Linked DNA regions of Homo sapiens: regions 2, 3 and 4 are each linked to region 1. The links are chromatin loops, found by intact Hi-C in ENCODE. Cell type or tissue: A673. All regions are shown on one strand.

Region 1 (2,500 bases):
TCATGCCTGTAATCCCAACACTTTGGGAGGCCAAGGAGGGAGGATTGCTTGAGACCAGGAGTTCAAGAGCAGTCTAATCAACACAGATCCCATCTCTCTCTCTCTTTACACACACACACACGCACACACACACAATTAGCCAGGCATGGTGGCACACACCTGTAGTCCTAGCTACTTGGGAGACTGAGATGGGAGGATCGCTTGAACTAGAAGTTGGAGGCTGCAGTGAGCTATGATCTCATCATTGCACTCCAGCCTCGGTGACAGTAAGACTTTGCCTCAAAAAAAGAAAGACATTATTTCACATTTCATTACACATGTACACATGTACTTTCAAGGCAGTGTGCCAAATACTGTAATCAAGGTATGAAATGTTAGGAAGATATAGGAAATTCCTGGAAAGTTTCAGAAACAAGATGACTTTTGCACTGAGACGAATATGAATTGATTTGGAGGAAGATGTGGGAAAGGCATTCCAAGCAAATGTAACAGCATGAGCAAAGGCAAGAGATACAAAAAAACCTGGTATGCTGGGGGACTGAAAGTAGTTCTATTTGCTCAGGATAGTGTGGACATGGGGACGCGGTGGGGAACACATAACAAATATTTCTTTAATGAATAAATGAATGAATTCACTTGGTAGTAGACAAAGAACAGTGGGCAAATGGGCCACTCATGGATGGTTTTGTAAGCTCCGTTACAGGAACAACAGGAGTATCGCTATATTTCACAAGATAACTTTGGTGATAGAGTGCAAAAGAGATCAGAAATCTGAAGGCCAGTGAGAAGATCGGAGAGAAAGCAATTTCACTCCGACAGCACACTCACATTTTTAGAGCTGGATGAGCCCCTGTAGATCACCTGGTCAATCTTTCTCATTTGCAAATGTGGCCCACAGGAATTAGGCGACTTGCTCAAGGTCACTTGGTAGTTAGTAGCAGAAACAGGTTCGTTGACTCCAAGTTCATGACTTTGATAAGGGTTTTGCAGCAATGCTGTAGTGTGTGCAATAAAGACCCATTTCAGTTATTTATGTGGCCTCAGGCTGGCCCTGGGAGAGAGTGCAGAAATAACCCCGCACCGCACATCTCCAAAGACATCGTATGTGGTGCTCTGGAGCCTGGGGCCCTGAGTCACAAAGCTTCTCTCTGTGGCTTCTGCACTGAGGGTTGGCTGTCCTTCAGGAAACTGCACGTCTTCTCCTGCTCACAAGGTGGCGAACTGTGTCCAGTTGTTCCCAGATTCCTCAGTATACGTTGAAAGGAAAGAAATGACTGTTTTATGGGTAATTTGTTTTATTTGGTGACTGGAAGCCACTGCTGAGGCAGAGTGCGTAGGCTGTGTTCTTTTGCTCTGCGCTCAGCTTTCTGGGAGAGCCTTTGTTTTTCCTGTAGGAGAAGTGGCTGAAGTTGAGCAGTTTAGGTGTTCAAATACAACGTTGCTTCATCATGTGTGGAGAGAGAAACCTTTCTTTCCACGTGGAAACTTGAAAGCATATAGTCTTTTCTTTCAACATCCAGTTCTTTTTGATGAATGCTTGGCTAAGGGGAAAAAAACCAACATATTCTTTCTCTGTCTCTGTTTCTCTCTTCCTTTCCCGTTCCCTACCTCCCCAAATTTGGATAAAAGTCACCTATATATATAAAGCTCTGTGTGATAAATTTTACTTGTAAGTTACAGTGAGAAAAATAGTAAGTTGATTTTTCTTCCCCCACTCCCTTCCCTAAAAGGAGAGGTAGAAAATATGCATTTAATATGTAGACAGCTTTTGGCTTTGAATCCTGGTTCTACCATTTTCTGCTTGTATGAATTTAGTCAATTTTGTCCTTCTGAGATTCAGCTTCTTCATACGTTAAATGCAATATAATATCTATTTTAAAGAGCTCTGTGTAAAGCAATCGAAATTAAAAAAAGGTAAATTACTTAATACAGTAACCAGGTAATAGTAGGCTTGGTAACTGGTAGTCATTATTTCAAGAGGCACAGGAGGACTTAGGTTTCCCATTTTGCTTGGCCCAAAGAAACTCAGAACCCATTTTTATGTCTAGATACCACAGTTTGCTGGCAGATTAGGCATTCATAAAAGAAAAAAAAACACAGTTATATTGTTCCTCATGGTTTTCAAATTTGCTTTCTTTATTTAATTTCTATACATATAATAATATAGTATAGTATATATAGTGCAGGTATATATTAGTATATAGATCCTGTGTATAAATCAATTTTCCATCTGTGAAAAGTTAAGAAAGCTGTAGATTCAATTCATTAAAAAATTCCCCCTGGACCCAGATGTCTATCGTATCCCACTCCGCTGGTATAAATTGGAAGAAAAATATTTTTAGCTCAATTAGTTTTAGGAGTGATACACGTTCAGCTAGATAACTGTGTGCTTTAAAAATTGTGACCTATTTCTGGCTCCCTGCCAGTTCAGTGGGTACTGATTTTGAGAATTTTGTTCAGTAGTGAAGAAGAACATATTTCAAAACTAAGATAAAAAATG
Region 2 (2,500 bases), 170 kb after region 1:
TCGCTTTAGGCATTCCATGTGATATTAGACACGTGTCTCCCAGGAAGATTGAGTGCACCACTCGGGCTCCAGGAAAAGATGTGAGGCTCACCACCCCTCAGCCAGGTAAGGAAGCCACCAGGGCTGTTCAATAAACTCTGAATATCTTTAATCATGATGGGCTGGCGAGTAGAAATAAAAGTGTTTGAATTCTTTCTCATCTATTTGACTGGCTTACTCAGTGAGCCCTGGGTCCATGATACCATTGTCAAGGCTCTCCTTTCAGGAAGGCTCTTAGCTTTATTCAGGTGCTTAGTGACATTGCACTTCTAGCTCCAGCCAGCTGTATGGCCAGTGGCGTCCAGAAGAGACCATGGTCTAGAAAGCATAACTGCCCTCAAGATATTGTTATAGCTACTGGAAGAAACCCCCAAACTGCCCGCCTTCATTCAATGGGTCAGTTGCACGTCCACTGGCTAAGAAGACAGGAGCGTTAGAGTGTGCTCTGCTATGCTCAAAACAACAGCATTAGACAAGGTCGGAGAGTAGGGCACAATGGGATGCATTTAAATATGAATTTTTCTCTCTTGTGGGCATCTGTCTGCTGCTTTGAGAAACAGGGATATATTGTGATGTTGCCACCAGGTTATGCCTGAAGTGGGCAGAAATGGAGGAGGCAAGGGAGCTTCCAGCTGTCCTTCTCTGTTTAAAGCATCCACCCTACAGCAGCAAATTAAGAGCACAATACTGGAGCACTTTTCTGCTGAGCATTAGAACTGAAGGCTCAAGTGTAGTCAGGGATGAAGGGCAGTTGGTATGTTACTCAGCCAAGAACCACAGGCTGCACATCTGTGCCCAAGGGCCTGACTTAATGGTTAAACTACAGGCAGCGAGAGTCAACTCTAGAGGCACAGCACCTACAAGGAAAGTTGCCCAGCAGGGGAAGAAACCTTTCTAAAGAAAGGGCATTCAGGTGTGAAAATGCATGCAAAGTTTTGGCTTGAGAATTCTCCAGCTCCCAGATCTGCAGTTTTTACTCAGGGAAAGCTTCCATCCAAGGAAACAAAACTACTGAAACAAGTAATCAAGATAATGTGTGTTTCCTGTCAGGAAATAGAGAGTCTGCTCCCTTTTTCAGTATTTCCTGCTTTAGCTACTTGGGTAGTGGTAGGATAATTTCCTGAATGCAGCTGGTTTGACAGTTAGTGTTGTCCTTTATGAAGGGCTTTTGAAGTTTCTTCCACAGAAGCTGGGCGAATTACTATGGAAACCAATTGTTCTCAACCAGGGGCAATGTTGCCCCTCGGGGGACACGTAGCAATGTGTAGAAACATGTTTGGCTGTTAGACCGGAAGTGGTGGTGGTGGTGATGATACTGACATCTAGTGGGCTGAGGCTGGGAAGGCTGCTAGACATTGTGCAATGCATAGGACACCCCCTCACAACAGTTACCCAGCCTAAAATATCAATAGTGCTGGGGTGGAGAAACCCTGGTTTAAAGTAATATTTTCAAAATATGCTCTTACTTTTCTGTTTATTCCTTATCCACCTCTCCCTTTTAGGAGTTGTTGAGGAACAACAGTATTAGTTTAAAATAATAATTACCATAATTACCTTTATTGAGCACTTACTGTATTCCAGGCTCTTTGAGTATATATTTTCCCTTGGTCCTAGTGTATTATTGCTATTTTATTATTGGTCCCATTTTGATGCATGAGAAAATGAAGATGCAAGGACATCAAGGAATTTGCTCAAAGCTACACGTCTAGCTGGGATTCCAGAGTTTTGCCTTCAGCCCAAGTTAGCATTCAATATTGATTGCACCTGTGCCTTTGGCCTCAGGGTTTGCTTAACACAAAATATAAATTAATACAATATCATTTAAAATGTCACATAATAGCAGCATGCCACATATTTGGCTCTGTGTGCAGGTCCACAAATTGAGGCCATGACACTTGAGAAACTTAAGGATTGCCAATGTTATGGGGAAAAAAGACTTTAGAGAATTGAATTTCACAGCAGAACTGGGACTTAAAAGATACTGAAGCCCACTTCTGGCTTTGGGAAGCACAAAGCCAAGCCACGTCACCAGCACACAGTCACATTGTCCTCCTTTTACTCAGCCTCAGCTTCTGTTTGCTCATTCAATTCACATTTTCTCCAGGACTTGATTCTCTTTTCTAGGAACTCTTGCTAAAAAAGGCTAACTCCTAACCCATGGAATGTTTATTACTTTCCGGAACATTTGTATTTCATATTAACTACAGAACCTTTCATATAACTACTCTATCTGGCTCTAGGTTGACTTACCTTTACAGGTAGCATCTGGGTCATCTTTCACCTTGTAATTTAAAATAAAGTAATTCCCCAATTTGGGAAGGTGCGCCCTGTAATGTTTATGCGATCTACATGTCTTACAGGCAATCGAGGGCTTCTTTTTGAAGTTGGAGATGCTGTTGAGGGACTGGAACTGACTGAAGCCACCCCAGGGTACAGGTGGCAGATTGTCCCTAATGCCAGT
Region 3 (2,500 bases), 380 kb after region 1:
CTGCAGGAGAGGAGCAGGTTACCTCATCATTCTAGAGAAGGATGCTGAAGCCACTCCTGCTGGGCATTTTGAGCAGGACTTCTGAGAGTCTCAGCACCTAGGCATGTCAGGTCCCAGGCCTCTGTCAATTGTTCCTCATGTGAATATCCAATTACCAATAATAATGTTTTTTGCTGTTGATAAATCTGGTCCAAGGCAAAATTCTGGCCATAGACATTTCTTTGTTAAAATCATAGTATATAGTCTTGGTTCATACAAAATCATTAATGTGACATTTATTAGTGGTGGAGGTTGCAGTGAGCTGAGACTGCGCATTGCACTCCAGCATGGGCAACAAGAGCGAAACTCCGTCTCAAGGAGAAAAACAAAAAACAAACAAAATAAAAAACCTGAGAGTCACCACCTCCAGTTCACCAGGACATTGTAATTTGCAAATGATCCAATGGCAACTTCCCACTGGGTTGTTTTCACTCACACAGTGACTGCTAAAACCTCCCTAGACATACAACTAAAGAGGGCCTAAGACATATGTGGAGAGAATGGAAAGATGATTGCAATTGATGAAAGAGGAATGTATTGGATTCAGAATGAGCAAATAATCTCTCAACCCATTTTTTTTCCTTTTAAAATCACCTTAGAGCGAATACTCCTGAAGTTTCTTATGATTTAACCATGACTGACAGCAGAAATAAAACAACCACTGTCAATTATGTACGTGATACATTGTCTAACCCTCGTGGCTGGATGGCTCTGCTCTTGGACCAAGAGACCTACTCATTGCAATCTGAGAACCTTTGGATCAACAGATCTCTGCAGGTAACCCAAGGAATCCATTAGTTGGTATGCTGCATTCTCATTTGTTCTTATCTTTCTTTGTTTGAGATAATGGGTTGAAAGAGGAGCAGGTTATCTCGTTATTGAAAGTCTTGGCATATTCTGATGCAGATAAAGAAAACTTCAATAGTATTTTGGCCAGATGAATATAAGCTAAATATGAGATTTGGTTGCTTTTTAAACTTGAAAATTTTAGAATCTATTTATGTGTTATTGTGAATGCAGAATGGTTACGCCTGAAAATTTAAATTTATTAATACAATGAGAAACAACCTCTACACATCTTATAGCATTGCATTTCTTTAAAACTTATTGGTCAATAGCCAATTTACCCTAGAGAGAAGTGTTTGTAGCCAGAGAAAATGCCTTACCAAAGCATTTATACATTGCATACTGCCACCTTGTGGTCAAAGATTAACTTGCCAATCGAAGTCTGTATGAGTCCCCAGGCTGGATTGGGTTAAGGGAGACAAATAAGAGCAGTGAAGATAGAAATGGCCGTGTGGCAAGATGGCTTACTAGAAACAGAGACGTTCGGAGGCTACCATCGAAAAAACAAAACAAAAACATAATAAGCATGTGAAGCCTTCATCGGCAACCAAGGTATCCAGGTTCTCTTATCAAAATTGACTAGAAGGCTGGCGTGACCCACGGAGAGAAGGAAGAGCAGTGTGGTGCGGTGGCCCACCTGAGAGCCACACGGGGAAAAGGAACTCCGTTCCCCACAGCCAAGGGAGGCGGTGAGTGAGCCGCTACCCAGCCGGGGAAACTGCTTTTTCCACGGAATTGTGCAACCCATGGGTCGGAAGATCCCACTCGCGAACCCACACCACCACCCGGGCCTAGAGCCCTAAGCAGATTCTTACAGCCTCTCAGCTGGAATCTGCTTAAGCCTACCAAACTCCCGCGGGGAGGGGCGACCAGCACTGGCTGCAGCTGCCTGCTGTCTAAGCCATTTGAGCTCCCAGTTTGGAGCTCAGGAGAGGCAGCAGCCAGCACTGGGACTTGCAACTGCCTAACATGCTAAGCTCTGTGGATGGGGGAAAGGCAGCACCCATTTCTATAGCTCTAGGCTGCGTTTTTTCCCTGTTGGAGCCAGGGAGGCTGGATGGCTTTGTCCCAAGACTTGTCCCCACAGCCCAACATACCAGCTGTGGCTGTCTGCAGCCAGAGTGCCTCTTTGGGCCTAACTCTGACCCATCCTTCCTCAGTGGGCAGGCAGGGCTTCCCCGCAGGATCTCCAATAACTCCAGCCAGAGGCTCCGGGACAGAATTCATATCTCCCTGGGTCTGAGCCCCAGGGGGAGTGGGTAGCTGCAGTCTCCGTGGACCAGCAGACTTGGCCTGTCCTCCTGATAGTTCTGAGGAATCCCGGCAGCCCAGACGAGTGGGTTTCCCCCCAGTGAAACACACCCTCTCCACCAAGGGACAAAGTGCTTTGTTGAACGGGTCCTGCTCCTCATGCCACCAAACTGGGTGAGATCCTCCAACAGAGGTTGTCAGACACCCTATACAGGAGCGATCCTACTGGCATCAGGTTGGTGCCCCTCGAGGTCAGAGGTCCCAGAAGGAACAGACACCCATCTTTGCTGCACTCCTGTCTCCTTGAGTGACATCTCCAGGCATGGGAGCAAATCAGATGAATAGGGCCTGAAGTGAACCCCCA
Region 4 (2,500 bases), 140 kb after region 1:
TCTTTTGTCCTTAGGTTTCAGTCTCAGTAGCCAAATGCGGGGCTGCTGCTTTCTATTAATTTTTTTTTTTTTTTAAGGCAGGGTCTCACTCTGTCGCCCAGGCTGGAGTGCAATGGAACAATCTTAGTTCACTGCAACCTCCACCTCCCAGGCTCATGGGATCCTCCCTCCTCAGCCTCCTGAGTAGCTGGGACTACAGGCGTGCACCACCATGCCCAGCTAGTTGTATTTTTGGTAGATAAGGGGTTTCATTATGTTGCCCAGGCTGGTCTCAAACTCCTGGCTCAAGCAATCTGGCTGCCTCAGCCTCCCAAAGTATTGGGATTCCAGGTGTGAGCCACTGCATCTGGCCTCTATTGGCTTTCAGTGAGTCTCAAGTCCATCCAGATTCAGGAGGAGGGAGATACAGATCCCACCTTTCAATGAGATAATTGACAAATAATTTGTGACCGTTTAATTAAAACCGCTATACTCCTCATCTTCACAAACAGTCTGTTTGAAAGGTTTTCTACACTATATGGACAGCTTTAAGTCTTACTAAGCAATTTGATCCATTACTTGTTGTTTTCATCATTTAGGTGTGAAGGCAGTCTTACCTCTAGATTTTTGGAGTCCACTTGATTTCATTGTTTATATGTCCCTCATATCAGGTATTGGACTCGATGCTGTTTTGTCAGCTGTGCAACATTTGCCAGAGAAGGGGCAAATGTTTCTTCCATTTTTTAAACAGTCTTCTTTAAGATAAAAAAATTTGACAGGATCATAAAATTCTGCTCCTAAAGCAAGCATTCCACTGAGCTGCAGAAATGTATGACTTCAATGTCACTCATAATTTTAAAACTAAGTGTGAGATGCACTTCAGAAATCTCAGTGGGGCTCCTGGACCTCAGATAGTAAGATGGTATCAAACTAGAAAAAAATTAATTGCTTTTGTGCTGCTGCTCCCTGCTGGTATGATTTATTTTAAATTCTGCTGAACCCTGGGAGAAGGAGTTGTATTGCAATTCAGAAACTGACATATGTTGTTTTGCCCACATCTCTCACAGAGGCACCGAATTCAAAGAAAATGTTTCTGTGGTCTGGAAAACACTGGATATTGCAACATCTATTTTATCTGACATGGCAGAGATTGAGTTACTCCACTTCAATGAATTTTGTGAGCAACAGAGGTCTACCAGCTTTGAGTGCCAAGTGTTTTAGAAAATGTTTAATTTTTCTGGAATAAGATCTGTCTAAAGTGTATTGAACTTATTTCCCTGCTTTCTCAGATGCAGGGTGATTAACCATCTGAGACTTTCCCTCTTTTAGCACTAAAAGTTCTAGGTCTTGGGAAAGCTCCCAGGCTCAGGCAGACTGGGACAGCTGGTCACCTTATAGTTAAATGTGAACTTGATTTCATAGCTTTCTTTTTATTTTATTTTATTATTATTTTTTTGAGACAGGGTCTCACTCTGTCGCCCAGGCTGGAGTACAGTGGTACAATCTCGGCTCACTGCAGCCTCCTCCTCCCGGATTCAAGTGATTCTCCCGCCTCAGTTCCTGAGTTGCTGGGATTATACGTGCACAGCACCATGCCTGGCTAATTTTTTGTATTTTTAGTAGATACAGGGTTTTGCCATGTTGGCTAGGCTGGTCTCGAATGCCTGAGCTCAAGCAATCCACCTGCCTCAGCCTCCCAAAGTGCTGGGATTACAGGTGTAAGCCACTGCGCCTGGCCTTAATTTTGTAGTTTTCTGATGACTCTATGTCACCACTATGAACTATTTATGTTGAGTGTTGTAAACCAGTGATGACCTCAGGGCAGTTGCAGTGTATGGCGCTGGAGCCCCAGACCACGGCATGTTAAGAGTAGCCAGTTGCTCTACTTGTCGTAGCGAGGAACTACCTGTATTTCAATGCCACCCACTAGGGCTTTGTAAGCTATTTGCACCTGTGCTGCCCAGTGGCCTTGTTGGTTTTCAAGACTTTTCATCAGGTTTTCAGGACTTTTCAGGATGGAGGTCACCACTGTTTGACTTCTGGATAAGAGGAATCATTGTTCTCAAAATAAGTTAATGAGCAAAAAGGACTTAGGACAGAGGCAATAATGATAAATTACTTTTGAGTAGTTTTACTTAGTAGTAGACAAGGGAAAGAAAACTTGTCTAAAGAAACTTAAAAATAAACTTTGTCTAAAGTAAATATTTTACACATAGCTTAGAACTTCTGGTGGAACCGATGTATTTTCCCTACAAATTTGGGTCTATGTACTCATTATCTTAGGGTCTCAATTTAATCGGAAATATGACATTAAACCGTAGGGAATGTAATTGCCTGAGTTTTGTGTCTCCATCAAGAAAGGAGACAGAGAAAATTTGAGAAAAAGGAAGGAGGAAGTTGGCTCAGTCCCAGACATGTAAAAGGGGAATTTCCTGGGGAGGATTCTGATGCTGCAGAGAATATGAGGGTATAGCTGGGCCACAGCGCCATGGGATGAGCCTGCAGAAGAATAGGAAATTCA

What was found. Hi-C counts contacts between places; a loop is a spot of excess contacts. Peaks named below come from ENCODE experiments on the same cell type or tissue, not always from the same donor. Only the 100,000 strongest peaks of a DNase experiment are listed, where the experiment ranks them.
Region 2: a loop joins it to region 1, with 7 times the contacts of the local background. A loop is called at or near these places in 11 of 110 quality-filtered maps.
Region 3: it touches region 1 in a loop (3-fold over the local background); 2 of 110 quality-filtered maps call a loop at or near these places.
Region 4: a loop joins it to region 1, with 7 times the contacts of the local background. A loop is called at or near these places in 22 of 110 quality-filtered maps.

Annotation. Positions count from the first base shown.
Region 1 is chr6:52,233,106-52,235,605 of GRCh38, reverse strand. No RefSeq gene overlaps it. Among named protein-coding and RNA genes, the nearest start is that of IL17F, 10 kb to the left of the region's middle. RefSeq lists an enhancer at 1,342-1,401. In A673, a CTCF peak has its summit at 1,210 (motif pointing right); a DNase peak (open chromatin) is centred at 1,235; H3K27ac peaks cover 765 bases.
Region 2 is chr6:52,062,560-52,065,059 of GRCh38, reverse strand. PKHD1 (PKHD1 ciliary IPT domain containing fibrocystin/polyductin) reads left to right here. Exons shown (of 67, transcript NM_138694.4): 13 at 10-105; 14 at 2,400-2,500. Among named protein-coding and RNA genes, the nearest start is that of PKHD1, 24 kb to the left of the region's middle. In A673, a CTCF peak has its summit at 1,362 (motif pointing left); a DNase peak (open chromatin) is centred at 1,249; H3K27ac peaks cover 2,500 bases.
Region 3 is chr6:51,854,209-51,856,708 of GRCh38, reverse strand. PKHD1 (PKHD1 ciliary IPT domain containing fibrocystin/polyductin) reads left to right here. Exons shown (of 67, transcript NM_138694.4): 49 at 639-816. Among named protein-coding and RNA genes, the nearest start is that of PKHD1, 230 kb to the left of the region's middle. RefSeq lists enhancers at 1,168-1,691, 1,692-2,216. In A673, CTCF peaks have their summits at 1,040 and 1,246 (motif pointing left); DNase peaks (open chromatin) are centred at 1,258 and 1,738.
Region 4 is chr6:52,097,467-52,099,966 of GRCh38, reverse strand. No RefSeq gene overlaps it. Among named protein-coding and RNA genes, the nearest start is that of PKHD1, 11 kb to the right of the region's middle. RefSeq lists an enhancer at 2,378-2,500. In A673, a CTCF peak has its summit at 947 (motif pointing left); a DNase peak (open chromatin) is centred at 966; H3K27ac peaks cover 386 bases.